2 separate regions of the Homo sapiens genome follow, and region 2 is linked to region 1. A link is a loop called in an ENCODE intact Hi-C map of the cell type or tissue named here. Cell type or tissue: dorsolateral prefrontal cortex. All regions are shown on one strand. Links, peaks and the distances in the headings refer to the core of each region. The heading gives the core; the rest is flanking DNA.

The links. Hi-C counts contacts between places; a loop is a spot of excess contacts. Peaks named below come from ENCODE experiments on the same cell type or tissue, not always from the same donor. Only the 100,000 strongest peaks of a DNase experiment are listed, where the experiment ranks them.
Region 2: a loop joins it to region 1, with 2.0 times the contacts of the local background. A loop is called at or near these places in 16 of 110 quality-filtered maps.

What each region holds. Positions count from the first base shown.
Region 1 is chr18:24,045,561-24,062,005 of GRCh38, forward strand. The region is part of intron 1 of TTC39C (tetratricopeptide repeat domain 39C); the gene reads left to right. Among named protein-coding and RNA genes, the nearest start is that of TTC39C-AS1, 38 kb to the left of the region's middle. In dorsolateral prefrontal cortex, for the core only: no CTCF peak of the experiment used is centred there; no DNase peak of the experiment used is centred there.
Region 2 is chr18:23,996,816-24,013,260 of GRCh38, forward strand. TTC39C-AS1 (TTC39C antisense RNA 1) reads right to left here. Exons shown (of 6, transcript NR_110796.1): 2 at 16,102-16,226; 3 at 9,552-9,671; 4 at 4,750-4,844; 5 at 3,574-3,747. It also overlaps a transcript of TTC39C not described here. Among named protein-coding and RNA genes, the nearest start is that of TTC39C, 9.7 kb to the right of the region's middle. RefSeq lists an enhancer at 13,185-13,314. In dorsolateral prefrontal cortex, for the core only: no CTCF peak of the experiment used is centred there; no DNase peak of the experiment used is centred there; H3K27ac peaks cover 1,179 bases.

The DNA of each region.
Region 1 (16,445 bases), core at 5,216-13,215:
CTGTATTTCTACTCTGGAACGTAAACTCCGTGGGAAGGGCCTCATTCCACTGCCTGCAATGGAGTTGGCATACACAGGTGCTCAAAAAATGTTTGTGAAATTTTGTACAAGTAAATAGATGAAATTTAATTATATATTGGTGTTTTAAATTACTTCTTCTGTGTGCACATTTTAAAACTATGCCTTATGTTGATCAAATAAAAACTTTAAATTATAAAGATAAATGCTTATTCATTGATAAAGTAGAAGGAAAGAAAAATACATATATAGAAAAATCACCCTTTACTCCCACTACTTACAGATAACATTTTAGGGTACTTCCTTCTGTGAAAATATATATATATATATATATATATATATATATATATTTTTTTTTTTTTTTTTTTTTTTTTTTTTGAGACGGAGACTTGCTCTGTCACCCAGGCTGGAGTGCGACGGCACAATCTCTGCTCACTGCAAGCTCCGCCTCCTGGGTTCACGCCATTCTCCTGTCTCAGCCTCCCGAGTAGCTGGGACTACAGGCGCCCGCCACCACACCCAGCTAATTTTTTGTATTTTTAGTAGAGATGGGGTTTCACTGTGTTAGCCAGGAAGGTCTTGATCTCCTGACCTCGTGATCCACCTGCCTTGGCCTCCCAAAGTGCTGGGATTACAGGCATGAGCCACCGTGCCCAGCCTGTGAATATTTTTACATAGTTTGTCCTACTACACTTCTTACTTGTATCCTGCCTTTTCCATTTATCATCATGATACAGTAACTAGTTTATTGTATGTGCCGAGCTTCAGACTAGACATTTGGGATACTTTTCTTGTTTACTGATTATATCCACATAAGGCAGTATAATTACATCACATTTTCACATGAGGAAATGCAAGTTGAGAGTTTGTCTATCTTGCTAATAGTCATAGATTTAGTCCAGGATCAACTTGAGATTTTAACTTGGTAGCGTTTTCTAGAGCCTGTGCTTTTTCCAGCACACCAGAGTAAGCATTACCTTAGTTATGACTTTTTGTTACAAAATAATATTTTGCTAGGTGAATATGTTTAATTTGGCTAACAGTCTGTATTCCTCAATATTCTAGTTATTCTTGTTTCTCAATACTGCATATCATACTACTATGAATGTTTTTGCATAGAAATTTTTTCTATATTCTTCTTAGGATAGATTCTTAGAAACATTTTTAAGTCTCTTGAAATGTAGAGAACTTTCCAAAAGATTTGCACCAATTTTCATTCCCACCACTCACTGTAAATATTATATTGTATATTTGAATGCATATAGGCAAAGCAATATGCTTTTTTCATGCTTCCACAGAAAAAATACATTTAAACGTATTTTATTTTTGCTTCAAATAATGACTTTTGTTTCACTTAATTTAATTGACTTTTGTTACTGAAATACTTAACTTTCCCTAAATATCAGCTCTGTAGTACATAGAATGTTAGCATGACATTCATATTCTGCCCTGCTCAGAACTTTAGTACAGTTTGCAGTTTCTTAAGAAGATATACATTTACATTGATATATATTTCTTTTTTTTTCTTTTTTTGAGATGGAGTCTCACTCGGTCACACAGGCTGGAGTGCAGTGGCGCGATCTCCGCTTACTGCAACCTCTGCCTCATGGGGTCAAGCGATTCTCCTGCCTCAGCCTCCCAAGTAGCTGGGATTATAGGTGCCTGCCACCACATCTGGCTAATTTTTGTATTTTTGGTAGAAACGGGTTTCACCATGTTGGCCAGGCTGATCTCGAACTCCTGGCCTCAAGTGATCCACCCGCCTCAGCCTCCCAAGGTGCTGGGATTACAGACATGAGCCACCGTGCATGGCCAACATTGATATATATTTCTTAATATCAGAATTCTTCATAAACTGTGGGGGTTTTATGGTTATACAACCCAGTTATTCAACTTTAATGTGTATTTAATAGCACTTCTTCTCAAAAATCATAAGATGTCATTCTTAGACTATTGTATAGTGTTTCTTTCTTTCCTTTTCTCCCTCCCTTTCTTTTTTCCTCCTTCCTTCCCTTTCTGTCTGCCTTCCTCCCTCCCTTTATTTCTTTTTGGTAGCAGGAAAGCAGATGACATACAGAGAGGAAAACCTATGCTTGTAACAACAGCAAAACCAACCAAACTGACCTTTACTTATATATAGCTTACTTTGATACTTTAATAAAACTTTTGAAGAAGGAAGTATCTCTTACTGCTAATATTTGAAGTCATAACAGATCATTATAAAATATAACAGCTCTGTATTGAAGACAGTTCCGTAGAGGAGATAACAAAAATATATGAACCTGATGTGAGTATTACACATTGTATGCCTGTATCGAAACATTTTGTGTGCCCCATAAATATATACACCTATGTACTCATAAAAATTAAAAATTAAACATTAAAAAAGTATATGAAAGAAGGAACACTGTCTTATTCATTTAGCCATGTTTATTTTATACATGGCATGTTTATTTGTAGTATAGCTTTCTCAAATATAATCACAGTTGCTTTAATATGGCAAAAATGCATTCTGTTATTAAAACAGAGCCTGTTATACGTAGGTTTTATCTATTATATGTATGATTTTTGTGGTCTAATAGTGCCTCTACTAGAATGGAAATTTAAAAATAGCATTTATAGTTTAATAATTTGCGTGAGACTAATAAACCAGCGAATTTGGAAAACGCATACACGTGTGTGCCTTCCAAAATGTGCTATGAAGTTTTGCCATTTTGAAATACTTGATAAACTATAGGACACTAATATATAATTGCATAAGCAGTTAAGGACTCGTGAGAATGAACTGATTTTGTTAAAATTTAAATTTTAAATACCCTATTTCTGACTTCTTTAAATAAATGAGGTGTTTTTATGCCCTGCCTTTTTTTGCATTTATGCAAGGCTGCCCATAGCCTGAAGGCAGGGGCCAGTTATGCCTGTATGAGTAGGAAATTAAAGGCCTTTACTATTCTGATTTGAAATTTTGAAAGAAGGACATGGTAAGTATTTGAGATAAATGTATATTTTTGGTTAAAACATGTAACTTTTTTTTTCCTATCTCTATTCTTCTGAAATAGAATTAGTTTTATATAGCTTTGAGAAAATATTGCTTTCTTTTTGTGCACTCTGCTCCTGTTCATTAAAAAATTATAAGTGCTATATTTACCTTTTAAGGTAACGTTTTCATAGGAAGTAGCAGCGATTGCTGTTTTGAGGTTGTTTTTCTTAAGTGGGCTTTTCAAAGACTAGAAGTTATTTTTAGGCTGAGGTTGGCAATCAGTGTGTAGGTAGAAAAATAGATTTGTTATTTTCCATTGTAGAAATATATTCTTTGAAACACTGTATTTACTTTTTAAATTGGTAAAATTTAACAATACAGTTATGGAATGAATATGTCAATACATGATTATGTGGTTCTTAAGACGCGTTGGCCAACTCAAGAGAAAATTTTATAATTATGATAGGACTCCTAGCTCTTATAAGAAGTGGCCTTTATAATGCCACCTTTAGTACTTTTCAGCATTCTACAGGTGGACAATTCAAGAACTATATTTGTAAAATAATGTTTTAAAGAGAGCCAACGGTAAAGGCAGGAAATCACTCAAAACATTTTGTATGTTCCAGAGACTACTCAAATATTAATCCTGTTTTCAGGAGTAACTTCGTAGGCGTGGAAAAGATTTTTGTTTATTTAGACCAATTCATTATTTATTAACTTCATTCAATAAATAGTTACATTGTACCTACTACATGCCAGGCACTATGTTAGTGAGTTTGTTCACTCAGTCAGCCAGCTCTGTAACATGGAAAGAAATGGGAACAATTTCACCTATCTCATAGCCACCTGAAATAGCTCAGCATAGATAGTTTTCTGTTCATTTGCTTCTCAGGCTGTTCCCTCACTCACTCATTCACTCATTCATTTGCTTATTCATCAAGTACCCATTGAGGGCATTCTGGGTGCTGAACCCTGTGCTGGGTAGGCACTGTGCGGGTGTGAGTTGTGTTCTGAAGGGTGAAGGCTGAGGATCTTGAGAGCCCAGAGGAGGGATCCAGCCCGACCCGAGGGACCAGGAAGAGTGGTCTGGAACCAGCACCCTTTGGACCTAGGCTAGAGGCCGAGCAGGAACCATTGAGGAGAGAGGCAGGAGGTCAGTGGCCCAGGCGGGAACCCTCACACCCAAGCCCCAACATTTTTATTTTGTTTTGGGAAATGTATAGGATTAAAGTAATAACTGGAAAGGAAATAAATGGAAACACGGAATGGAAACATTTCCTATTTTCCCTATTGTTATCTGAAGACAAACTTAATTTTTATGTTGCTACTTTCTCTCTTAAATATCCTCTTACTAAATAGTCTGTCGTATTAATTAGACTGGGTAGTCCTAACTCAAGAAAGCATTTGGCAATTAAAAGATGGAGGACTCAGGGTCTGACCGTTTTCCTTGGCCTTCATTTGGCTTTCTCTCTCTTTTCTCCCCTCCTTCTTCCCAGGCCTGGCTGGCTGGTGCCTGGACACCATTTGGGGCTCTGAGAGGGTTGTGGCTGCCAGCCCCCAGTCGCCAATGCCTGGTCAGGCACTCGTATCCCCTGTCCTGTTCACCATTTCTCCTTTCTCATTGTTCTCATAATTTGTCCTGCTTAAAACTCCTAGGTTCTAAGGGACACCCCTGCATTGCTTGCCTTTCCTTTGCTAGACACCAGAGAGAGGCTAAAAAGTGAAATGTGGCCTGGTGCAGTGGCTCATGCCTGTAATCCCAACACTTTGGGAGGCCAAGGCAGGCAGATCACTTGAGGTCAGGAGTTCAAGGCCAGCTTGGACAACACGACGGAATCCTGTCTCTACTAAAAATACAGAAATTAGCCAGGCATGATGACCCATGCCTGTAGTCCCAACTACTTGGGAGGTAGGAGGATGGCTTGAGCCCGGGAGGTCAAGGCTGCAGTGAGCTGAGATTGTACCACTGTACTCCAGTCTGGGTGACAAAGCAAGACCCTGTCTCAAAAAAAAAAAAAAAAAAAAAAAGTGGGCCAGGCACAGTGGCTCATGCCTGTAATCCCAGCCCTTTGGGAGGCTGAGGAGGGTGGATCACCTGAGGTCAGGAGTTCGAGACCAGCCTGACCTACATAGTGAAATCCTGTCTCTACTGAAAATACACAGTTAGCTGGGTGTGGTGGCGGGTGCCTTGTAATCCCAGCTATTCAGGAGGTTGAGGCAGGAGAATTGCTTGAACCCGGGATGCGAAAGTTGCAGTGAGCTGAGATCATGCCATTGCACTCTAGCCTGGGCAACAAGAGCAAAACTCCATCTCAGGAAAAAAAAAAAAAAATGCAATTCTGTTTTTGTCATCTTGTTGTTGAACTTGTCTGTATTTTAAATTACTTTCATGACTGAGTATATTTTGCCATACTCAGGAGATGCATTCTTCATGTACGTGTGTGCTAGAAACGCATCAGTCAGAGCAATAGTCCGTAGGAAGTAAGGGTCAAGGGCCTGGTTATTATTGTTTTTAGGGTACCTCTTAGAGAGCGGCTCATTAATGATCTACCTGTAGATAATTACTACCTCAGGCTGTAGGAATGGACTGTCCAGCCTCCTGCTTATTCTTCCCTTCCGTGGGGAGGAAACCCAGAGTCGACTGGCCCCAAAAGTCTTCCCATCCCCTGCCTGTTACAGGCTAACAGCTTCACTGATCTTGGTGAATTTCATGGCTTCTCAGCACCAGCCAGCGTATTACGAAGTCTTTTTGCTGATAAGATGCAAGGCCATATCACAAGCAGTTAACAAAAATAAACAGAAACTGCAGTGGCTGTAAATGCAAACATCGCTGTACACACAGGGGCCATGCTGTCTGGGGACAGGTACCCCTCCAGGCCTGAGGTGCCCCTGACCTGCAGGGACATCTGGGGTGAGCTGGTGGTGGCTACAGACTCCCATACTCCCCAAAAGGGTGGGCACATGATAAAAACGAGTCTGAACAGAAGACTGGACCTATTCCAAACATTTGTGAATCAAACACTCATAAACTAAAGGCTGGGGTGGTCAGTGGTTTTAGAGGCATGCCGTCCTTTAGATTAAAAGGTCCCTAAAGGTCATGGTTTGAGTCATGTCTGAAAAGCAAATAAAGTCTTTCCGTGAATTTCCCCACAGCTATCTTCTGGTAAAGGAAATAAGCACGTGTGCTTTTGTTGGTGAAAGCAGTTTTACAGGTTCAGGTGATGAAGGTCTTCTATCTAGTCATTTTTTGACCCTGTGAGGACAGTTCGTCAGATGAAATGGGAAGTATGAATTTTGTAGGACGTGGTTGGTTGGTTCACTAAACAGGCATGTACTGGGGACCTGTTAAACTCCAGATTCTGTCCTAGGTGGTCAGGACAGCAGCATGTAACAGAGATGGGGTCCCCACTCTTGGGGACTTCCATTTATTCAAACAAACAAATAATGACACAAATATCAAATAGTAATAAATGCTCTGCAGAGAATTAAAATATAGAGAGTGATTGGAGACATATTCATGTATCTTTAAAAAGAATACTAGAGAAGAGAAGATCAAAGATGGCAAGTAGCCTTTTTCAGATTTCATCAAATATGGTGTTAGGGGGCCCTCATTTGTCCACAAAAAATATGGTGACAAGGGATGATGACGTGAGTCAGAGTAAACACCATTTACTCACTTTGCGTCACTGTTTATTAGAAGGGCTGTTCGGACTTTCTAGTTGCCAAACTGGACCGTGTATGCTCTCTGAAGAGCGGGCGTATTCTTGGTCATCTTTGTGTCCCCAGCACATAGCACTGGGCCGGCTGTGTACTTGGTGTTCAGCAAACATGTCTTGAATGAGTGAGTGGAACAAAACTAAATTCATTAGAATTTTTCCTAAAGCCCTAAGTATAGAAAAGGTCACTTTTTATTCATTTTAAACTGAGGAATATTATCCAGTCATGACTTAGATGGGTGATTTTAAAATTAAATATCTTGCTTTAAAAAAAAAATTATTGCTTTTTTTAAAGAAAATTTACAGTTTTCTCTTAGATAACTTTGGTGGAGCCAAGGAACAAACTGGAAAACTATAAATTATTTATTAGACGATGATCCCGAATTTTATTGTTTTTGTTTGGTGTGATTTCTTACTCACCCTCCTAGTTATTTGGCTTGGAAGGAGTTGATGTTTTAATCCTTCCAGGAGCAGGCTCAGTGTCAGCTACGTACTATGGGAAAACATTGAGAATTGGAAATTTATCATGGATCCTTAGAAGATGTGGCGCAGTGGAGTGTGCAGGGCATGGAATTGGACCTGGGTGACTGTACCTGTCTCTCAGGCCTGTTGGGAGGAGGAGACCTCATGAATGAGATAGAGCCACTGGGATTACTGTGAAGTGATTTAACTTTTTAGGAGAATCACAGGTAATGAATTTTATTTTATAATCTGATTTGTAGCAGGATTCAAAAAGGGACATTCCACAGATGCTGTCGAATCATATATGAGATCTCTAAGGATGCTATCTGTAATATATAAAGGAAGCATTGAGAGGACTTTTAAAGTAAGATGCTTTCAGAATAAATCAGACATTTTCCTTTGGAAAAATATTCTTAATAACAATATGAATCATGTCAAGAAAAACCCTTCGAATAAACCATTTCCCATTTTATTTTCCTTGGCCACCGTCTGAGGGAATAGGTTGCTTTTCTTAGACCTTTGATGTAGAGTTTCCCATTTATCACTTCCAAGACACCTTTCCCTTTTCTGCATATAGAAGATGCTCTGTTTAATAAACCATTGAATGAATGCCACGTGAACAAGGTGCTGAAGACATCACTGTTCTTCCTTCCTGTCGTAATATGAGTAGAGACAAGTCTTTCTCTTTAGTTGGTGAGTGATATAAAAGCTTTTATGTTCTGTGGCACTGGCTGAACAGATATTCCTTTCTCTGTGATTGCTGCAACATCTTTGAATTAAGGTTGAGGCCTCCAAGTTGCTCCCATAATAGTTTCCCGTGTCTGAATGGTGTTACAAAGTAAGTTCAACAAATTTGGAAAACATAGCTCATTGCAGAAGCAATAAATTAATCTTATCCATTGATTGTTGCCACAGTGTATTCAAGTTAGAGAACTTGAGATATAGAACAGTAAAAATGAGCCGATAGCCCAGGAACCACAAGTACAGACTATGTGGGGGCTACATTCAGACCATCAGGTCTCCTGTGAAATTGGGACATTTCAAGCCTTTATTTAGTGCTGACTTTTACGTGTTCAAAGCACATATTTTTAGTTTTTAAGTCAGCCCTCATCAGATTATCAGACTCCTTATTATAAAACCCTTTTTGATTTTTCTTGGCACAGTGGGGGAGGAGTTAGCTAAGTAGAGAGATTTCACAATTAAAAAGGAAAAAACAACTTTTTAAATAAGAGAATGAGCAAAAGTGGCCTTTTCCTCCCCTTTTTTAAATTTTGAAAGGGATGCATTAAAAATCTTATTTATACTGCTTATATGGATAATATAAAAAGTGATCCTCAAATCACTCGCATTTGTTTTTGGAAAAAAATGCAGAAGACTGTCTTGGGGAGTAACCTCATATAAGTGAGGACTGTTCTCTACTTCTTGTGGGTTCAGTTCACTGCCAGCCTTGTGCTAAGGGTGCTCTGGGTCACAGCTGGGCTCTGAGAGGCCTCAGCTTGCCACTCAGTGAATCACTCATTCCCACATAAGCAGGATTTGGCTGTCTTGTATTGAATCGCCCCATTATTCTGTTTGGTTGGCTGGATGATATATTCCGTTGAGAAAATTGTATCAAAGCCACAACCGAACCACAGGGATGTAGAACAAGTAAATCAACTTAAATGATGCATTTTTCTCTCTAAAAGGAGTGTAAATGTAGGAAGTATCTGTGGTGACAGCTTGAAAACAGAGATGATGATTAGAGCAGTTTCAGTCGTGACTGTTCAACTCCCCCCTGTACACACACTTGGCACTGAAGAAGACCCCCTTGATCTTCTTGCCCTTCACAACAATTTTTTTCATTTTTTGTTGTCTGCATGTGTTGAAAAGTGTAGGCAGAACTTTTGTTTTCACATTAAATTCTATCAAAAAACATTTTTAGGTCATGATGATATTCCATCTGGTTATTTATGAGTCATTTATTCTATTATAGAAAGTTTTTTCAATTAATTTGTTAAATTTGTGGTAAAATATACATAACAAAATGTGTCATCTTATCCATTTTTCAAGTTTACAGTTCAGTCATGTTAAGTACATATGCATTGTTTTGCAGCCAATCTGCAGAACTCTTTTTCATCTTGCAAAACTCCAACTCTGTGTCCATTAAAGAATGGCTCCCCATTCCTTTCCCTACCTCCAACCCCTGACAACCACTGTTGTGCTTTCTGTCTCTATGAATTTGACTATGATAGGTACTTCATAGAAGTGGAATCATACAGTATTAATCTTTTTGTGACTGGCTTGTTTCACTTAGGATTATGTCCACAAGGTTCATCCATTTTGCCACATGTATCAGAATTTTCTTTTTTTTAAGGCTGAATGGTATTCCACTGTATGTATATCACATTTTGTTTATCCATTCATCTGTCTATGGGCACTTGAGTTGCTTCCATCTTTTAGCTGTTGTGAATAATGCTGGTATGAACGTGGGTGTACAGATACCTGTTTGAGTCCCTGCTTTCAATTCTTTTGTGTATATGCCTAGAAGTGGAATTGCTAGATCATATGGTAATTCTATTTTTTCAGAAACTGCCTATAGTTTTCCATAGTGGCTGCACCACCTTATACTCCCACCAACGGTATGCAAAGGTTCCAGTTTCTCCACATCCTTTCTAACACTTATTTTGTTTTATTTTTGATAGTAGCTATCCTAGTGGGTGTGAGGTGGTGTCTCATTGTGGCTTTGATTTGCATTTCCCTAGTGATTAGTGATGTTGAGCTTCTGTTCATGTGCTTATATAGCCATTTGTATATCTTCTTTGGAGAAATGTCTATTCAAGTTCTTTCCCCAGTTTTTAATTAGATTGTTCGTTTTTTGTTGTTGCTGAGTTGTAGGAGCTCTATGTATTCTGGATATTAACCCCTTATCAGATATATGATTTGCAAATATTTTCTCCAGTTCCATAGGTTGGTTGCCTTTTCACTCTGCTGATTATGTTCTGTGAGGCACAGAAGTTTTAAATTTTGATGTAGTTCCATTTATATACTTTCATTACCTGTGCTTTTGGTGTCATATCCAAGAAATTGTTGCTAAATGCACTGTCATAAAGCTTTTTTCCAATGGTCTATTAAAACCCAGTTTTTCTCTGTTCTGGATAATGTTGCAACAAACAGCTTCATGCATGTAGTTTTCTTTTCTTGGCATTGTTTTACTTTTCTTTCGGAAGGAAAGATGAAATACCAAACCAGTTTGTCTCCTTAAAACCCATTTTTGATGATAACAAGCAGAGCAGAGGATATCACTTATCCTTTTGGCAAAAATTGTGTTTCTGAAGGCGAGGTCTGAGGCATTAGAGAAGCATTCAGTGTTGTCCTTTTTGCTAATTGTACACAGTTAACTCCAGTGGCCCCCTGGGTCTGTGATTTTTAAACAGCATGAGTCCCAGAAAAGCAGAGCTTCCATTAAGAGCAGCAGGGGTGAGTACATGCAGTTTTTTCTTCAACCCTCAGATCTCAGGTCTCAGGGCTGCAGTGAAAGATGTGGATGACAGCTGTGGGCTGATTAGATTCAGGTGGCCCCGTGCTTCGTTTATAATCCCCAGGAGTCGAAACCCCCCACACATTTGAAGGGGAGAAAAGTATTTTGGAAAATTCTAGGAACTAAACATTAAATAAGTTTAGAACATTTTCAGAAAAATGAAAGACAAAAAAATTCCAGCTATTCACTACTTTGGGCAGTAAAATTGCATTTAAAGAAACATACTCAGTGAGGGACTGTTTTACAGTAGTGATGCCTGCTTACCTGAGTGAGAAATGTTCCTTTGAGAATCAAATATATACATTCTCTTCCACTGTGTTTCAGGAAATCATCATCAGTCCAATTTTTAATATATTGGAGAGACCTTAAAAAAATTTCCAAGGCAATGTTGGCGAATATCAGAATGAGGATCAGTTGCTTCCTTTCATTCACAACAGGTTTCTACCTGTTGTGACTCATACAGAGAGAAAATTTTAGAGCCGTTTTATTACTGATGGTTCATTTTAAAAAAGCAAATGCAGTGAACATAAGAGGCCCTCTCATGAAAGGATTCCAAAAGACACCTTATCTTTTGTAGAACATATGTATGTTTGTTCTGTAATTTTTTTTTTTAGAGACAGGGTCTCACTATGTTGCCCAGGCTGGTTTGGAACTCCTAGTCTCAAGCAATCCTCCTGCCTCAGCCTCCGGAAGTGCTAGGATTATAGGTGTGAGCCATCATGCCTGGCCTTGTTTTTTAACTTTTTATTTTGGAAAATTTTATACATCTTGAAAAGTACATAGAATCATTTAATGAATTCTGATGTTCTTGTCACTCAGCTTCAATAATTATCAAGTCAGGGCCAGTCTTGCTTTATCTATCTTCTGTTCCCTTTTAATCTCTTTGCCCCAAATTATTTTGAAACAAATCCCAGTCAATGTCTCATTTTATCTGTAATTACTTTCGTACATCCCTCTAAAAAGTAGAAAATCCTTTAAAATATAGCCACAGTACCATTACACACCGAAAAAAAGAATACTAATTTATTAATATAATCAAATAGTCATCAGTGATCATTTATCTGATTGTTTTTCTTTTTAATATTTTTCTCTTTGTCATAAGGAAAAACTTACATACAGTAAAGAACTTTCACAGTGTAAACATCAATGTAACTACTATCCAGGTAAAGTTATCAGGCATTTTCAACACTGCAGTGCCCTCCTTTGGGCTCCTTCTTAAATTGATATTCCCCCAGAGGTAGCCACTGTTCAGACTAGAACATTAGAAGTGAATAGTGGTTTTGGATTTCATATACATGGACTCATCTAGGATATACTCTTTTGTGTCTAGCTTCTTTCACTCAATGTTATTGCTTATGAGATTAATTCATGTTATTGCGTTGAGTGAATATGCTGTAATACTAGATCTGTTCTACCGTGATGGATGCTTGAATTATTTCCACTTTGTGGCTAGTATGAATAACACTGCTATTAACATGGTGTATGTGTCTTTTGGGGGAACATAATCATTCATTTCTGTTGTGAAAATTACTGGTTTACCCAGTAATCCCATGATTGGGTATATACCCTAATGAATATGAATTGTTCTGCCATAAAGGCACATGCATGTGTGTGTTCATTGCAGCACTATTCACAATAGCAAAGACATAGAGTCAACCTAAATATCCATCAGTTGGAGACTGGATAAAGAAAATGTGGTACATATACTGTGGAATACTATGCAGCCATAAAAAAGAATGAGATCATGTCCTTTGCAGGAACATGGATGGGGCTGGAGGCCATTAGTGTAAGCAAACCAATGCAGGAACAGAAAACCAAATACTCCATGTCCTCACTTATAAGTGGGAGCTAAACACTGAGTGCACTTGAACACAAAGAAGGGACCAACAGACAGCAGGGTCTACTTGAGGGTGGAGGGTAGGAAGAGGGTGAGGATCGAAAAACTACCTATTGTGTACTATGCTTATTACCTGGGTGATGAAATCATTTGTACACCAAACATCTGTGACACACAATTTACCTATATAGCAAACCTTTACATGTACCACTGAACCTAAAATTAAAAAAATTAATGACAACTATATGTGCATAAAATTAAACCACTGTTAAATTCATTAGAGGCTGGACGCAATAGCTCACGCCTGTAATCCCAGCATTTTGGGAGGCAGAGGCAGGTGGATCACTTGAAGTCTGGCGTTTGAGACCAGCATGGTCGACATGGTGAAACCCCATCTCTACTAAAAATACAAAAATTAGCCGGGTGTGGTGGCATGAACCTGAGGTGCCAGCTACTTGGGAGGCTGAGACACAAGAATCACTTGAACCCAGGAGGCGGAGGCTGCAGTGAGCCGACCACTGCACTGCAGCCTGGGTGTCAGAGTGAGACTCTGTCTCAAAAAAAAAATCATTAGAATAAATAATAAAATTATCAAGTTCATAATAAAAAAAGTTACTAGAGTAGGCATACGTTTAGATTTAATAGACACTGATAAACGAAGTAGGAGAAAACTAGTTGCTCCACATCTCACTAACGCTTGATATTGTCAGTCCTTCCTGACAACCTGATGAGTATGGTGGTATCTCATTTTGGTTTTAATTTGGATTTCCCTGATAACTAATGATTTTCAGCACTTTTTAATATGTTTACTGACTTTTGGATACCCTCATTTGTGAAGTGCCTATTTAAGATTTTGGCCATCTTTTTAGGAAGTTTTCAGTCTTTTACTGATTCCTGGAAGTTTTTAATGTATCCTGAAGATGAGCTCTTAGTTGGATATGTGTATTGCAAATATCTTCTCCCAGTCTGTGGTTTGCTTTTTCCAATCTCTTATGACTGAAAAGAAATTCTTAATTTTAATTGTCTTGATGTCTGTTCAAGTAAGCATCTAGCTTTGTTGCTGTTCTTCAGATTTGATTTGGCTATTCTAAATTATTTACTTTTCCATATAAATTTGTTTAATTTTTTAAAAAACTTTTAAGTTCAGAGGTACATGTGCAGTTTTGTTACATAGAAAAACTTGTGTCATGGAGATTTGTTGTACAGATTATTTCATCACCCAGGTATTAAGCCTAGTACTAATTTTTTATTTTTTCCAGTCCCCTCCCTCCTCCCACCCTCCATCGTCAAGTAGGCCTCCGTGTCTGTTGTTCCCCTCTATGTGTCCATATGTTCTCAACACTTAGCTCCCACTTATAGGTCAGAACATTCGGTGTTTGGTTTTCTGTTCCTGCATGAGTTTGCTAAGGATAATGGCCTCCAGCTCTATCTGTGTCCTTGCAAAGGACATGATCTTGTTCCTTTTTATGGTTGCATAGTATTCAATGGTATACATATACCACATTTTCTTTATTCAGTCTATCATTGATGGGCATTTCGGTTGATTCCATGTCTTTGCTATTGTGAATAGTGCTGCAGTGAACATACATGTGCATGTGTCTTTAGAACAATTTATAGTTTTTTGGGTATATACCCAGTAACAGGATTCCTGGGTTGAATGGTATATTAGTTTGTTTTCACGCTGCTGATAAAGATATACCTGAGACTGAGACTGGGTAATTTATAAAGGAAAGAGTTTTAATTAACTCATAGTTCCACATGGCTGGGGAGGCCTCACAATCACGGCAGAAGGCAGAGGAGGAGCAAAGTCATGTCCTGCATGGCAGCAGGCAAAGAGAGAATGAGAGCCAGGTGAAAGGGGAAATGCCTTATAAAACAATCAGATCTCATGAGGCTTATTCATTACCATCCCCCCATGATTCAATTATCTCCCACCAGCTCCCTCCCACAACACTTGGGAATTATGGGAGCTACAATTCAAGGTGAGATTTGGGTGGGGACACAGCCAAACCATATCAAATAGTATTTCTGCCTCTAGGTCTTTGAGGAATTGCCACACTGTCTTCCACAATGGTTGAACTAATTCATACTCCCACCAACAGTGTAAGAGTGTTCCTTTTTCTCCACAACCTTGCCAGCATCTGTTGTTTTTTGACTTTTTAATAATAACCATTCTGACTGGTGTGAGACGGTACCTTATTGTGGTTTTGATTTGCGTTTCTGTTTTTTTTTTTTTTTTTTTTTTGAGACGTAGTCTCTCTCTGTCGCCCAGGCTGAAGTGCAGTGGCGCGATCTCGGCTCACTGCAGCTTCTGCCACTCAGGTTCCAGTGATTCTCCTGCCTCAGCCTCCCAGGTAGCTGGGATTATAGGCATGCCCAGCTAATTTTTGTATTTTTAGTAGAGATGGGGTTTCACCATGTTAGCCAGGCTGGTCTCGAACTCCTGACCTCAGGTGATCTGCCCGCCTCAGCCTCCCAAAGTGCTAGGATTACAGGCGTGAGCCACTGCGCCTGGCCGTATTCTTTTAAAGATAAAAAATTCAGTGAGTTTGCTTTTATTCTTCCAGTTTGTATTCTGGACTATAAGATTTAAAAGTTTATTTCATCCTTTTTCCTATGCACAAAGTCCTGGGTCCCAACAAACACTGACATACTTAACTGATTGCTTTCTCACGTACTATGACCCAGCAGCCTTAGCATAACAGTACCCATTTGTCCAATAAGAATATGATTACGAAAATAGTTAAGATTTTTCTTTTGGCCACATTTTGGGGTCAGTTTTTAAGGGTATTTCACAATAGGGATGTACTGTCAGATTACTGTGTTGTAAAGTCTCTTGGACTAGTTCTGCTCTGGTATTATATTACCAACTGGATTTGCTTTTAGGGACATTTAAGTCACTTTCTTTTGACTTTAGGGGTTGCATTATTAACATTTAACTCAGTATTACTGTGAATAATTTTTACATGGTTCCAAAATGAAATCTATAAAACAAGATGTATAAAAGGGAGCTTCATTTCCATCCTTTTTTCTTCTTCCCTATTCCCCTCCCTCACCTTATAGGTATCAATTTTGAAAAAAATGTTATAGATTATCCTACCATTGTTTTTTCAATATCAGCAAATATTTAGTCTTCTTTTTTTTTTTTTAAAAAAATAGGTTTTTCACTATGGTTTATTTCACTCACTCCATTTTTTGTGTATCTTTTGGTAGTTAGAAAGGTTTGTATTTGGGTTCTAATGCTTATACTCAGCCTTCACATAGCATTCCCACTCCCCTCTTGTTTGGTCTTTGTTGGTTCCAAATATGAGGAGTAATTGAAATGAGCTAGGAGCCTCTTCCTCCCCGTCCATAGCACTGGTTTTGAACCAATGACCTTCGTACTCTTTGGGAACATTTCCAGATCTCTGGAATGAATGCATTTTGTGTAGAGACACATGCATGGTCCACAACTGATTAGGATGCAGATGCAGTAAGTTAACTTAGGATCACTTGAAATAAGTAAAAAAAAAAAAAAAAAAAAAAAGCGTGGGCTGGGTGTGGTGGCTCACACCAGTAATCCCAGCACTTTGGGAGGCCAAGGAGGGCAGATCACTTGAGGAAGGAGCTCGAGACCAGCCTGCTCAATATAGTGAAACCCCGTCTGTATTAAAAATACAATTAATTAGCTGGGCATGGTGGTGCCTGCCTGTAATCCCAGCTACTCGGGAGGCTGAGGCAGGAGAATGGCTGGAACCTGGGAGGCGGATGTTGCAGTGAGCCAAGATTGCACAATTGCACTCCAGCCTGGGTGACAGAGTGAGACTCTGTTTAAAAAGAAAACAAACCAAGGACCAAGTGAACCATGTTAGGTCGAGCTCTTCTAACAGCAAGTGATGTGCAGCCTGAGAGGACGATCGCCCGTCCTGCAGTGCA
Region 2 (16,445 bases), core at 5,146-13,145, 49 kb before region 1:
AAGAAATCAGTTGGCCGGGCACAGTGGCTCACGCCTGTAATCCCAGCACTTTGGGAGGCCAAGGTGGGTGGATCACAAGGTCAGAAGATCGAAACTATCCTGGCTAACATAGTGAAACCCCGTCTCTACTAAAAATACAAAAAACTAGCTGGATATGGTGGCACACACCTGTAGTCCCAGCTACTTGGGAGGCTGACACAGGAGAATCACTTGAATCCAGGAGGCAGAGGTTACAGTGAGCCGAGATCGCACCACTGCACTCCAGCCTGGATGACAGAGTGAGACTCCATCTCAAAAAGAAAAAAAAGAAATTGGTTTAGGCAGGGCACAGTGGCTCCTATCTGTAATCTCAGTGCTTTGGGAGGTCAAGGCAGGAAGATTGCCTGAGGCCAGGAGTTTGAGACCAGCCCAGGCAACACAGCAAGACCCTGTCTCTAAAAAGAAAAATAAAAAGGCCAGGTGCAGTGGCTCATGCCCGTAATCCCAGCACTTTGGGAGGCCAAGGCAGGTGGGTCACCTGAGGTCAGGAGTTCGAGACCAGCCTGGCCAACATGGCAAAATCCTGTCCCTACTAAAAATACGAAAATTAGCCGGGCGTGGTCGTGGGCGCCTGTAATCCCAGCTACTCAGGAGGCTGAGACAGGGAGAACTGCTTGAAGCCAGGAGGCGGAGATTGCAGTGAGCTGAGATTGCCCAACTGTACTCCAGCCTGGGCAATAGAGCAAGTCTCTGTCTCAAAAAAAAAAAAAAAAAAAAAAAAGAGAAAGAAAGAAAGAAAGAGGGAAGGAGGGAGGGAGGAAAGAAAAGAAAAGAAAGAGAGGGAGGGAGGAAGGAAGGAGAAAGAAAGAAAGAAAGAAAGAAAGAAAGAAAGAAAGAAAGAAAGAAAGAAAGAAAGAAAGAAAGAAAGAAACCAAAACAGGCATAGTGGCATGTGCCTGTAATTTCAGCTACTCAGGAGACTGAGGCAGGAAGATTGCTTGAGCCTAGGAGTTTAAGGTGTATGAGCTGTGATTGCGCCACTGCATTCCCACCTGGGTGACAGAGTGAGACCCCGTCTGAAAAAAGAAAAAAAAAAAAAGAAAAAGAAATTGGTTTAGAGAAGAGTTGCCTTGAGCCAATTTGGGGCATAGAAATGTGTGTTCTACTTCTGAAATGTGAGGAACAGAGAGGGGCAGGATAGTGTGTTTTTGTATACTGCCAAGCTGTTCTTGAGAAGCAATAATTTGTAGTGATCAATAAAGATAACTAACATGTATGAGCACTAATTAGTGCTAGGCTTTCCCCACACACTAGCTCCTCTTGTTCTTATAACAAGTTAGAGGTTATTATATTCTCTACTTTGTAGATGAGGGAGCTGAGGTTCAGAGAGTCCTGGTCATTTGCCCAATATCATAGGACTAGCAGATGTCAGGCTGTTTTTCCTTCTGGAGTCTCCCTTATTGTTGTCCTTAGTTGTCCCAAACTCTGGTTTTTATTATTAAATATTTTTAGAAGACCTACTGGAACCTAATTTTAAACAGAAACTAGGCCAGGTGCAGTGGCTCACGCCTGTAATCACAGTGCTTTCAGAGGCCGAGGCATTTGGATCACTTGAGGCCATCCTGGCCAACATGGTGAGACCCCCATCTCTCTAAAAATATGAAAATTAGCCGAGTGTGATGGTGCACGCCTGTAATCCCAGCTACTTGGGAGGTTGAGATAGGAGAATTGCTTGAACCCAGGAGGTGGAGGTTGCAGTGAGCTGAGATTGCACCACTGCACTCCAGCCCGGGTGACAGAGCAAGACTCTGTCTCAAAAATATATAATAATAATAATACAAATTAGAAAAATTATTTTTTAAAAAGAAACTATAAGAATTTATAAAGGTATTTACACATCCCTGAATAGCCTAACTGATCATCAATTTGTGGGCTGAAATAAATGCTGCACAGAAGTGGTATATCTAATTATTTCTCTGGTGTAGTACTGCAGTCTGAACTGTAAGCATGAAGCTGGTGGAGCTCTCTGGAGCACTCAAGTGGTAAACTACTAAACAGTGGTAAAAATTCCTTTTATCCTGCTGCTCGGGAACCTGTCATTATGGGGAGAGTAAGCCACACCCTTTAAATATACACATGTGGCCCTGGTATCCATTTACACAGCTGCCAGGTGAAAGCCCTTTTGTTTTCCAGCTTCTGTCCTGAATCATCTTGGATGACTGCCTCAGGTCTCTGTGTGGCTCTGACATAATTGATATTTTCGTAACATACCCAGCTTCATTGTTCACAGTTCTGGTCTGTGCCAGTTTATGTGTTTGAGCCTCAGGTAAGTTGAGCGCTGTGGACATATGGGTGTGATGAAATGGTTTCCTCTCTTCCCTTTCCACCTTCGAAACCTAAGCCTTCCTGCAAGGCTCCTAGCCTTCCGGGTTTCCATAGAAATCAGAGCCTGAGGCCAAGTTTAAGGTATAAGGCTCTATCCCAGAGCTGGAAGGGTGAGGGGAAGGGAGTCAATGTGGGGTGATATGAACCAAACTGGCCAGGGTGCCACAGAAACCACACCTGTCACAGCCACGCAGGACTCTCTGGATGGGCCATATGGAGCCACCACACTTCGAAATCGTCACAGGGGAGGAAGAGAGAGGAGCTTATCTCCTGACTCTCTGGTCAAAGCGGGTCCTCTGTGGATTCAACTCTCCCCCATTTTGGGCTATTTACCTTTTAAACAGTGGCAAAGCAGCCATCTTCTAGGTCCCTAGCCAGGGGGCAAGAAGCTTCATCTGAGTCTGCAAGTGCTGGGAACAGCCGGTGCCCTGTGCTAGGGCCCGGGCTGCAAATGCCTACGGCTCCCATAAGGTGGGCATTGTAGCAGCCATGCCTAAGCCCAGCTCTCAGCCCTCACCCTGTGGGGAAGCAGCATCTGCAGATAGTGGCAGAGAGAAGGTGAGACTGGGAAGCTGGAGCTCCCCACTGAGCAAGCAGCCAGGGCCCAGCAGGCAGATGGGGCTGAGCAAATGTGGGGAGGCCCAAAACTTAGGTCCAAGTAGTTCCCTTCCTGATTCTAATGTTGTATCGGAGTATCAGTCAGGGTTCTTACTTGCAAGCCACAAAAACTTACTTTAGCTTCCTTAAACCAAAAAAGAATTTATTGGGTGTACATGGGAGAGCTTTCAGAAACTGAAGAGTGGGCTTATAGTGCAAGCAATGAGAGCTGCCAACTAGGCAGCAGAAACCGGGGCCCAAACACCACTACCATGGGGGCAGGACACTTTCCCTACTACAGCCTAACATCACCACCTCCCAGTGAGACCTCACACCATCAGCATGCCTCCAAAGAGCACAGGGGCTCTGATGTTTGTCAACTGCTCCCCCCAACCCCCAAATTCTTATGTCGAAGTCCTAACCCCTAGCACTTTGGAGTGTGCCCTTATAGGGAGATAGGGTCTTACAGAGGTAATCAAATTAAAACAAGGTCATTAGCATGGGCCCTAATCCAATATAACTGCAGTCCTTATAAGAAGGAGAAATTGGACATAGAGAAATGTATAGAGGGAAGGCAAGGTAAAGAGACATAAAGAGAAGATGGCTACCTACCAGCCAAGGAGAGAGGCCTGGAACAGATCCTTCACTTGCAGCTCTCAGGGAAACCCACCCTGCCCACAGCTTGATTTTGGACTTTAGTCCTCCAGAACTGTGAGAGAATAATTTCTGGTGTTTAAGCCACTCAGTTCACGGTACTTTTTAATAGCAGCCCCAGCAAATACAATCCTGGAAGCCAAGGGGGAAAAGAGAAAGAGAATCCTTACCAATTTGTTGAACTTTTGCAGATTGCTAAGCACTGTGATGCACATTACCTTGCCTGGCAGGGCTGTCTTCACCGCCATGAGACCTGTGCAGTCACACAGTCACACAGCGCTCTGTTCTCAGAAGCACCCAGCACTTGGTTCAATGCCCTGCTGTTGTCATCTTAAAATTCTTCATGATTTTTTAAACCAGGGACCCCACATTTTCATTTTGCACAGGGCCCCCCAAATTGTGTGGGTCCTGTCACCTGGTTATCCCAGTAATCTCGTGAAGTAAACAGAGACTGTCGTTACTTGTGTTTATTAATAACGAAACCAAAGCTGAGAGATGTTAAGCAACTTGATCAAGGTCAACAGACCTCCCCAGAGTTGGATCAGAGATCTGAGATCTCTGATCCAATGGCTTCTGTGTCCACCCAATTTTGAGATTCTGTCATTCTAGAACCTATGTAAAATGTAAGAAAATTTGGAGCTAAACCTTTACACAGCTGCCTTGCCTTCACTCGATTATCCTGTCTGAAGTTTAACACATGAAAGCCAGCTTGGGGTCTTCTGGATAGTCAAGAGGTTCCTCTACCAGCCTCATCTTGGTCACTGGTCTGCTCTAGTCTACTTCTATCTGTGTTCCTGTTAGACTTAATATCTGGAAAAGCAGGGTTCTTACCTGCCCAGGCCCCAGGTCAACCTGGCTTGGGTTCAGATAGAAACTGCTGACCTCAGGTCACTGGATTCATGTCCTAAGCCAAGGTCCGTGAAAAATATTAGGAATTAATCAATTAACCTCTTCCTTGATTCTAGATATTCGCTCTCTCATTTTTCCTGGGATAAACCAACCCTTCTGGTTGGTCTGGTATAAAGTTTCACTGTCTCTCCCATCTCCTTTCTCTCCTCTGTCTTCCCCCTTGAGTCTTTGCTTTACTGATGTTCTTCCATTAGGCCAACTGTCCCTTTCCCTTGACTTTCTTACCTTTTCCCCAGCCACTGTTCCACCGCGGTTTTCTAATAGCCTCTCAGTTCTTCACAGCTCTGCCTCCATCACCACCACATCCTCCCATCGGTGTCCTAAGTAAACATTTCACAAAGTGTTGCTGCATTACTCTTGGGTTCTACTCAACTAGGTCATTTTCCAAGTTCATGAAAATTGGAATAGGTAAGAGGAAGTTTGGGGTTTTAAATTTATTAACCACAGAATGCAACATGGGAGGGTGAGGTGTACGGTAATTCTGTTTTTTTTTTTTTTTTTTTTGAGACGGAGTCTCGCTCTGTGGCCCAGGCGGGAGTGCAGTGGCGCAATCTCGGCTCACTGCAAGCTCCGCCTCCCGGGTTCACGCCATTCTCCTGCCTCAGCCTCCCGAGTAGCTGGGACTACAGGCGCCCGCCACCACGCCCGGCTAATTTTTTTTGTATTTTTAGTAGAGACGGGGGGTAATTCTGTTTTGTCGTTGCTTACTTATCCCCTGAGGCAGACATAAGTTGTTTGCGCACATGTCTTTTTTTGGACAACTTCTCACCCATTGTGTGTGGTCTTGTGGGGCTGTCAGCCTCCTTGGTGCCTTCCCATAGGACCCAGGGTGGCCAATCAGAGTATCCTATCCTCCAGTGATTGGCTCTAGGATTCCCAGGTGACACAAGCAGCACCATCAGAATCATCCTTGCCAATGGGGATCTAGAAAACTGGAGGGAGATGGTCTCTCTTCCTCTACAAATGGGCAAGCATGGAGACCAATGCCAAGAGGAAAGAGCAACTAAAAGAAGTGGGGTGGGATCCAGATTTAAAGACTCTAACTTGATGAGATCTCTAGTGATGGTTACTTGCTCACAGAGTCAATGGAGACCAAATTGACCAGCAGCCATTTAATGTTTTAAGGGCAGGTGGTGTTGGAAAAAACTGAAGTTTGGCAAAGAGGAGTCTTGAATGCCCAGAGTGATCGTGCAAGATGGGAGCTAGTACTGTGCTCAGGATCTTTTCCTTTTTTAATGTGTGGGGATTTCTGTGTTGTTCTAATGCTTGGGGGGTGCTTTTGGCATTGTGAGACAGGAATGCTAGACTCTTGCAATGTGCAGGACAGTTCTACAAAATGAAGAACTTGCTCTCCCTCTGCAGGAGAGAAAAAAACCAAACTGTAGAAAAAAGCAGAATCGTGGTGTCACTGAGTGAACGTATGTATCCAGCCCTGCAGATGCCTGAGATCCACCCTCAGGCTGTACCTTTTCCACTGAAGCCTGTTTGCACTGGGTTTGGTCACTTGCAACAGAAAGAGAACTAACAATTTCACACACAGTGGGACTTACAAGTGCTCTGGTCTTCTGCAATTGCCTTCCATAAGTCTCTAGTCTATACACTCAATTAAAATTCATATTAATTTAAATCCATATTAAATCTTCCATCTGCCCACAAATCTGACCATGTCATTCCCCTGTCCTAAGTTCTCGTTGGCTCCTCTTTGCCTAGAGGCTCCAGGTAAGGCACAGAGAGCCCTTGTGCCTGAGGGCTGACCACCTCTCCTGCCTCGTCTCTGGCCACTTCCTGCCTCACTCTCTATACTCTAGAACAACTGCACTGTTTGAGGATTTCTGCAGTCTCACCTGTCCATGCCATTGCTCCTCTGCCTGGAATCCACTTCCTACCTCTTTTGTCCAGAGTCAGCTCAGTCATCAAACCCCTCACAGGAAGCCTTCCATGAACCCCCAGCTGGACTAATGCCCCTATTCTGTGCTCCCAAAGCACACAGCGTATAACTCTATCTTATGACCATCTTACATTAAAAGATCTGTCAGTGTGTCTGTCTCACCCACTAGACTAGAAGATTCTCAGGTTCAGGGGTTGTATTTTATTCAATTATGTCTTCCACAGCAGCTAGCATACAGTGGCTGGCACATAGTAGGTCCTCAAAAAAGATCCTGTTGAACTGAACTGGTCCTTGTCGTAGGTCAAATATGATGGTGTTTCTGATGAATCATAAGTCATATTGGATGACGTCTGGGATAACCTGCAGTTTACAGAATCTATCATTCTTTGAGTGAACCACTGGTGTGCCTATGACTATTTTTATGGCCCTTGTATGAAAAAAAAAAGCTCTCTAAAGACAAATACTTTTTTAAATGGCTTGAGTTACTTAGTTGAACAGAGGAAAACAAAATGAAAAATGAATGCTTTTCTTTTCTTAAGAGACAAGGTCTCACTCTGTCACCCAGATTGGAGTACAGTGATACAATCATACCTCACTGCAGCCTCAAACTTTTGGGCTTGAGTGATCCTCTTGCCTTAGCTTCCCAAGTAGCTAGAACAACAGGGGCCTACCACCACACCTGGCTAGGCTTTTAAAATTTTTCTAAAGATGAGGATCTCACTATGTTGCCCAGGCTAGTCTCCAACTCCTGGCCTCAAGCAATCCTCCCTGCCTTGGACTCTCGGAGCACTGGGATTACAGGGGTGAGCCACCACACCACACCCAGCATTTTTTATTTACACAAGGCCATTTTAGTTCCCCAAGCAAGCACAGTGCAGAGGCAAACACCACTCCAGAGGCAGAAGTGAGGAACAAGGCTACTAGAGGTGGTTACCTTTCTGGAGCAGTAAGGGAAGTAAGATTGCTCCTGAGCCCAGCCAGCTGTTGTTCTTTGGCCTGGATTTGGGAAGGAAGAAATGAGTCCCTGTGGCATCTAAGCATCCAGTTCCCTATCTGTGGGTATAGACAGCAGCATTCTCATTTTCTCTTTATCATCTCACAGTATATCCTTGTTTTTACTGTTTTTGTCTCAGAGGAGGTGGTAGGGTGAAGAGAGTGAGGAGAAGTGAAAAAATGTGTATTTTTAGCCATGACACAGCCAAATGTTCTGAGTCTTCTTTTATAACCACATTTAAAAATAAATGTCAAGAGTTAGGAATTAAGTGATTTCTTAGTGTCCACATCCTCCTTCCATCCTTAGTGTGGGCGTGTCTCCTTCTGACCTGGTTACCCTTGTGTGGTGTTTCTTTCAACTCCAGATGTATACATTGCTGCTACATGGAATTTTTTAAAGTCATCACATGAAATGCTCTTGTTTTTAAGGTTAAAATATGCACCTTTATTCTGAGTTTAATATAATAATACAACTGTTCCTAGGCAAGGATGTGAGCATGATTTACCATGAAAATCATGCATTCCACTGTGCTTTCACTCATTTTTCGTGCAATATTTCTCAAACATATACTAAGGGTAACAAATCAGGCAATGTACACAAAGATGAATAGCCACACTGCTTTCTGGGAGTTACCATCTGGACAACTCTTTCTCATAAGGGGCTCTGAAATGTGCTGACATTAGACTCACCTGAGGTTATTGCTAAAATGCAGATGCCTGGGCTGCACCCTAATTTTGCTGAATTAGATCATATATGAGATAATGTATTTTCATGCCTTCAAAATGCCTTCTAACTAAGGAATGGTACGACTTTCAGGAAGAACTAATGCCATGAAATTCATAAGCGTGTGTGTGAATGCCCTCAGTCAGGTTTCCAGAAGGTACTAGATTTTAAGTTAACAACTAAGACTGAACCACTGTGGGCAATGAGATCTATGTTTAAACCTCACTGTAACCATTACCTGCTTCATGGCCTTGGGAAAGTTATTAAACTTGTCTTTCTCCTCACATCTTTAAACTTGGGATAAAGCCCACCTTACAGAGTTACTTTGAGAATTAAATGGAACAACATTTGTAAAGTCTTAACCCAGCACCCAGCACGTAGTGATGCTAGCCAGCAGTCATTCTAGATTTTTGGACACTCTTCAAAGATAAGATTTTTTTTCATAATAAAATATTTTTTTTGCCCCAGGTATATAAAAGCACAGGATTCAAGCCATTAACTCCCTTCTCCCACTGCTCTGCACCCTGTGGTTTAAAATGATTAAAATTCTTTTTCAATTAACAGCTTTATTGACATATAATTTATATACACAAAAGTCACCATTTAAAGTATACAATCTGGCCAGGCAAGGAGGCTTATGCCGGTAATCCCAATACTTTGGGAGGCTGAAGTGGGAGCATCTCTTGAGGCCAGGAGTTTAAGACCAGCCTGGGCAACAAAGCGAGACCCTGTCTCTAAAAAAAAAAAAAAATTAAAAATAAAAATTAGCTGCAGTGATGTGTAGCCTGCAGTCAGGAGGCTAAGGTTGGAGGACGGCTTGAATCTAAGAGTTTGAAGCTGCAATAAGCTATGATTGCACCACTGTACTCCAGCATGGCCGACTGAGTGAGACCCTGTCTCAAAAAAAAAAAAACAAAAAACCCAATAACTAAATACAAGTCAGTGGTTTTCAGTGTATTTACAGAGTTATGCAACCAATCACCACTATCTAATTTAGAACATTTTCAAGATTAGTTTTTAGAATGTATGTGTGTGCCTTCCTTAGGGTAAGTGAGCTTATCCTACAGAATATTTTTTTTTTTTTTTGAGACAGGGTCTTGCTCTGTCACCCAGGCTGGAGTACAGTGGCACGATCATGGCTCACTGCAGCCTCAACCTCCTAGGCTCAAGCCATCCTCCCACCTTAGTCTCCCAAGGAGCTGGGACTACAGGTGTATACCATCACGTCCAGCTAATTTTTGTATTTTTTATAGAGTTGGGGTTTTGCTATGTTGCTCAGGCTGGTCTCAAACTCCTGAGCTCAAGTGATCCACCCACCGTGGCCTCCCAAAGTGTAGGCATTAGCCACCATGCTCAGCCCAAATTTTTAAAAACAAATAAACAATATTATACACTGTAGCAGTTATTTTCTCCTTTACATACCTTAGGAGACTACAGATGCTTTCTTTAAGGTATTATTTTCATCTTTCTAATTTACCTCCTGCAATTGTCTTCAAAAATTTGTTCACATCGTTTTAAGTATCTTCGGTTGGGGTAGATCATCTTTTGAAGATGGACGTGAAAGTAATCAAAAACAGTGATTATCTGTCTTCATTGACCAGCAGAGGAATACAAACTGGTTAATGCTATCGGGGCGGGGGCGGGTGGGGGGGAGACGGCGATCAAAAAACCAAGGATTAACTGTAAATTAGTGAGACAGGCGATCTACTGTGGCCCATATCTGAACTCTAAAGGTGTAAAGAATGAACAAATTAATAAAAACATCAGTAATTATCAATGCATAAGATATAAGTTTGTTATAATCATCTAGGGAGATAGTGTTAAATCAGTCCAGGAATAAATGGATTCTGACAAACTTGGCACCAAGGTCTACTATGACACTTACCATATTGTGCTATGAATGTGTATCTGGCTACGTGTCTCATCAGGATGAGCTTCTCTAGGGCAGGGGCCTTGTCATATTTGCCTAAATATTGCCAGCACTTACCCCTGTTGCTGACACAGTCGGAGCACCCAGTGAGTATACTACGAAAAACCAGAGTATCAGGCTCATGAGCTCTAGGCTGTGCATAAAGGAGATACCTGTTATGAATTACTTGCAGATAGAAAACTTTTTCTTCAACAGGTTCCTTAAGTTACTTTAGGGGAATTCCGTGGCACAGAGTTCTGGGTTGAGACACACGGATTGCTAAGTAACCCCAGAGCAAAACATAAGTGACTTACCAACAAGGAATTATTTTATATTAGCAATGCATATGTCCTTGTAAACAAGAGCTGACTGCAAAACATGTTGGACACACAGAACATAGAGGTGCATTTTAAAACTCTTCATACCAAATATTATCTATTTCTTTGTCCAAAATAATACTTAGGGATTATTAAAGCAGAAATAATTCAGGTCCAAATGAAGAACTCTAAAATGTAGATATTTTTACTATCTTTATTTATTTATTTTTGGAGATGGAATCTCACTCTGTTGCCCAGGCTGGAGTGCAGTGGCATGATCTCGGCTCGCTGCAACTTCTGCCTCCTGGGTTCAAGCGATTCTCCTGCCTCAGCCTCCTGATAAACTGGGATTACAGATGGGTGCCACCAGGCCTGGCTAGTTTTTGTATTTTTAGTAGAGACAGGGTTTCACCATGTTTGCCAGGCTGGTCTGGAACTTCTGACCTCAGGTGATCCACCCACCTCGGCCTCCCAAAGTGCTGGGATTACAGGCATGAGCCACCTCACCCAGACTATTTTATATTTTTATACATTCTGAAGAAAATCTGTACTTCTTCCTCATGCTGCATTAACAATAGTGAACATGTATTGTTTATATTCGAAACAGTTTAAATTAATCATCTCTATATGATGCAACTAGTTATTTAATTGCACAGACTTTATTTTAGCTGGGAATTTCAAGATACTGTTGACAAGTAAATATGTGAACAGAAGGACACACTGACTTTAATATCTGAAAATAAATTGTATAGGTTCTAATAATATCTTGGTATTACAGATTAACAAAGCATGTTCACGTGCCCACTATCTCATTTACTTGCCTTGAAGGTACTGATTATCTTCATATTATAAATGGGGAAATTGAGGCTGAAAGAGATGAAGTAAAATTGCCCCAAATCACAAAGTCAGTGCATTGCAGGACCAGAGTCATAACCCACGATTTAGACTCCTGGCCTAATCTCCTTTCCCCTCTGAGTCCAACTCATCCCCTCTGTAGCTCACCCTCACCATTCAACTTACAAACAGGTCATGAACACCTACTGCATGCTCTCGAATGTCCGAGGGAATCTGACTACACTTTAAGATTTGGAAACAAATCCACTCTGAGAAGCAAATGCCAATACTGCTGCTGCTTCCACCCAAAATAGATTCATATACTTTGTTAGATGAACCAAAAGGTATCTCCTTCTTCCTCCTGCAGTCAGGGGAGAAGCCTACTGATTGGAGAGAAGAGCTCGGACATGCCATTTGCCTTCTGTTTATGCAGGAAAAGATTAATACTACCTTAGCATAAGCCCAGGATTTTTAGTAGGAAACAAGGTAAAGTTACGTGAATAGAAGGAAAGTACCTTTCTTGTTTAGATAACAATGGGGAATCCAGATAGAAATTAGTCATAGTGCCACTGTTGGTTGGAGTGTAAATTAGTCCAACCATTGTGGAACGCAGTGTGGCCATTCCTCAAAGAGCTAAAAACAGAATTCCTATTCGACCCAGCATTCCCATTATTGGGTATATAACCAGGGAAATACAAATCGTTCTGTCATAAAGACGCATGTACACATGTCTTCGTAAAGACACATAATTCAACTGCAGCACTATTCACAGTAACAAAGACATGCAATCAAACTAAATGCCCATCAACTGTAGATGACATAAAGAAAATGTGGCACATATATACCGTGGAATACCACACAACCATAAAAAAGAATAAGATCATGTCCTTTGCAGGGACATGGATGGAGCTGGAGGACATCATCCTTAGCAAACTCACACAGGAGCAGAAAACCAAACACCACATGTTCTCACTTATAAGTGAGAGCTAAATGATGAGAACATATGGACACAAAGAGGGGAACCACAGACGCCAGGGTCTGCTTGAGGGTAGAGGCTGGGAAAAAGGAGAGGATCATAAAAAATAACTATTGGTCACTGGGCTTAGAACCTGGGTGATGAAATAATCTGTACAACAAACCCCTGTGACATGAGTTTACCTCTATAACAAACCTGGACATGTACCTCCAAACCTAAAATACCAGTTTAAAAAATTCTAGTGGAAAGATTTTTTTTGCTGTTAAACAATCCAGAGAAAACCCACCAGGGCACTGAATAGAACCTGCTACCATTTAACACTTCCCTTATCCATGGGACTGGAACTCATCTACTTTCCTCTCCAGGGACTCAGTAGACACATGTCTTGAAACCAGAGACGGCCTCTCCCTCTGCAGAACAAGTCAGTAGACAGACAAGAGAAGTAATGGACATTCACCCAAGGCTGCAAAATGTGCAAGTCATGAGGAGGGACCAAAGGAGAGGAAAACTTGATTATCTCTAAGGAAGAGGGAGGGATGGTAGATCCAGGGAACAGGGACTATCAATGAAAAGGAAGGAGATGGGTTAAAGGGAAGGGAGGCATAATGGGGAGAGAGAATGAAACTATCTGAAGACCAACAGAAGACCTGCAGTCACACTCAAAGACACACCCCAGTCAAGGGCTAGTGCAGGAGAGATCACTGCTTAAGCTTCCCAGGGGAGGAAAGCGGTGGAGGAGAGACAATGCCTTCTTCCCCAGTTTTGTCCCTGACTCTCTACAGCAGCAGAACAATGATCTCTAGTAAACACCTGCCTAAACCATTACTGCACTCCAGTGGCTATGTGGTTTATGAAAAGGCAGGTGAGGAGGCGTCCAACCCAAAGGGGGATGGTTTCCTGGCCCATGGTAACTGCTGTGGTTTCCCAGGGCAGCCATGAGTGTCCTCTCAGAGACACACATCCAACTGCAAAAACAGCCAGGTGAACCTCACTGGTCCACAACTATGTTCCCTTCCTTAGAGGCAAGTTAGTGATCCACCTATGAGCAGAAAAGGAAGGAACTTGCTGTATGGTTTGTTAAAAGAAAGACTTTAGATAAATTAACAGAGTTTAATTGAACAAAGAACAATTGGAGAATTGGGCAACTCCACCATCAGAATAGATTCAGAGCAACTGGCGCTGTCATGCGTCAGAGAGGATTTATGGACAGAAGAAAGTAAGTGACATAAAGAAAACAGAAGTGAGATACAGAAACAGTCAGGTTGTTTACAGCTCGGGGTCTGCCTTATTTGGCTACGGTTTGAACAGTTGGCTGCTGTGATTGGCTGAAACTCCGCTACTTGTTACAAGAGTTTGTTACAGTCTGTTTATGCATCCAGTTAGGCTACAGTTCACTATGTACGGAGAAATCTTTAGGCTAAAATACGTAAGAAGGCAGCTTTAGGCTAAACAATTTAATAGGTTTTACATAGCAACCCTTGACCTGATTTGCCTTCTAGTTAAAGGTAGTTAATTAAATCTTACTTCACCTTCAGTAGAAGAGCTGAATGGGTAAAGCTAGCACAACATAAAAATAGTGATATTAATTTCCCTACTCTCCTCCTTCTTAGAATTCCAAACATTTTGGGAACCTGTATTTATTTTGATGGATAATATGGATTTACAAAAAGATGCACAAAGGCATGACTGTTAGCATCACTGAAAAATGTAATACAACCAAAGTACACACAGTAAGGTTTTCTTGTGGTACTTTATTCTTCGAATGCATTTAAAGTATAATTCCAGGCCAGGCATGGGTGGCTCATGCCTGTAATCCCAGCACTCTAAGAGGCCGAGGTGGGCGGATCACCTGAGCTCAGGAGTTTGAGACCAGCTTGGACAACACAGCGAAACCCTATCTCTACAAAACATACGAAAATTAGCTGGGTGTGGTGACATGTGCCTGTAGTTCCAGCTACTCAGGAGGCTGAGGTAGGGGGATCACTTGAGCCTGGGAGGTGAAGGCTGCATTGAGCCATGATCTCGCCCCTGCATTCCAGCCTGGGTAAAGAGTGAGACCCTGTCTCAAGAAAAAAACCGAATGTAATTCCAAAAATTCAAAACATGTTCAGGAAGACAAGGGTAGGGTATGTTTGTTGATTGTCGCTCTCACATCCATTCCCTACCTCTCTTTTCCTAACAGATCTGGGATTTCCCAGCCAGGTAGTTTGGGTGAAATAGGTTCTACCCATCCAGGTCCTGGAGCAGACCCTGACTGGCATAATCCAATTAGCATGATCTGCCCCTCCTACTCACATTAATTGGTGCAAAGATGGGCACCTGACTACAATCTTGCCAATTAAAGCCAGTGAGATTTAATTAGGGGATTTCAGTTAAGCTGTTAGAGAAGCAATGCCTTCCCGCTGGATGTAGCCAGCAAGCATGTAGCTCTGGGAGCTTCCAAAAACCTTTTGGGACCAGGAGAGGCGGCCCTGTCTGAGAATAGAGCCAATAAACACCAAAGTGGCAAAGCTAAGAGGTCAAGAGGAGAAACTGGGTCCTGGTTAGTGTTGAAGCCAGGGATACAGCCTCATTTTGTAAAACTTCTCTACACCAATCAATATGTTTGCTTTGCTGAGCCAGTTTGGGTCAGGTTTTTCTGTCATTTGCAACCACAACACCTTATTTTTTAAAATCTACCTTCTTTTACTGATCATTTGAAATTAAAGTTTCATTTTCACAGTGAAATCAAATGAAGAACCACAAAATACTGGCAACACCCACTGCAGAAAGGAAGTGGGTTATTTCCACCACTCGCTGGCTTTTCTTTTTCTCTTTTTTTCTCCCTTTTTTCCACTCTCTCTGTCTCTCAACTTCCAAAGGAAACACTCGGATAAATCCTATTTGGCTGAAGTCAAGTGCACTGAAGACTGCATTAGTTTTGCAGGAAGGTGCTGAGAATCTCACAGTGTCAAGTATATGGTGTCCTGGAGTGTTAGGAATCTAGATTTTCCTTCCTTTTGTAGGTAATTTGCACCATGACTTCTTAGATATCACTATCTGCCTTTATAACCTGACATTTTTATCGAGTGGAGAAAACACAGCCTTAACTCTCCCTTGCAATGTGAATCCGGGGCAGGTGTCAATGCCAACTACAGCTGCCACAAGTATTACTAGTCCACGTGTTCTCTTCCTTCAGGATTTGGAGGCTCTTTTTGTATCCCTCACCACGGGCAAATATTTTAAAATGTCCCTTCATGATGATGATGCTAATGTAACTGTTTTGGTACCTGGTTAAATCCAATTTTGCACATATCTGGTGTGTATTACATGGTAGAGTTATCCCTCTATCCACGCCACCCCTCCCCTGCCTATTGTGGGGTGCTGGGCGGTTGCAGTGGTCCTTGCCTTAATTGTTCAACAATTAAATTTCCCTGTCTGCACAACGGACTGTGTGAGGTTCTTGAGACAGAACTAGCCCCACAAAGAGTGCTCTGACTTTGCTCACCCCTCCCCACATCCTCAGCTGCAGGGCCTCAAGTATAACTCATAAACATAGTGTCATCAATTCCTTGAAATTCTTGTTTTTTCTTCCCAGTAATAGGGACATACAGGACTGTGCTTGGCTGTCTTTCTCAGTTGGGGGACTGCAGGCTATCTCCTATGTCTGATATTTTGCTCTTGGCTTCTCTCCCTTATTGACTAGACTGCTTCAGGGATCTGGGCAAATGGTTCCACAGATCCAAAGTTCCAGCAGCCTGTAAGTGCATGTTGTCAGGGTGACCTCGGGCAGTGTGTGGCCAGGGGAGCCCTCCATGCCAATGGCCTCATGTGGGCCTCAATGAGCAGTACAGTCCCTAAGACCTGCGTTTGAGGGCCCTGCCCATCAAAACACACACACACACACACACACACACACACACACACGCATAAATTTATTTAAAAACATACAAGCACCTCTGTAACTTGGGATCTGGCATTCAGTGCTGCCTCAGTGGGGTGCATAACCCTCAACATCCATTCTCATGATTGATGCCATGCAGGCTCCAGGGAACGCTTCTTCTCATCTTTAGCTCAGTGCCCTAAAAACAAAAGGTTACAGCCTCTCAGTGCCATGAAGGATGGTGACACTGCTGATGTTTGAGACTAACATTATGTTAAATCCAAGAAAACCTAGATTTTCTTTTAAAGGTCAGCTTGTCAAATCCTTCTTCTCAGACAGCATGAATGCAGTGACTCCTGCATTACAACGTACTGTTTCCCAAGGATGTGAATCGTCCATTTTCTTGCTTCTGTCAGTG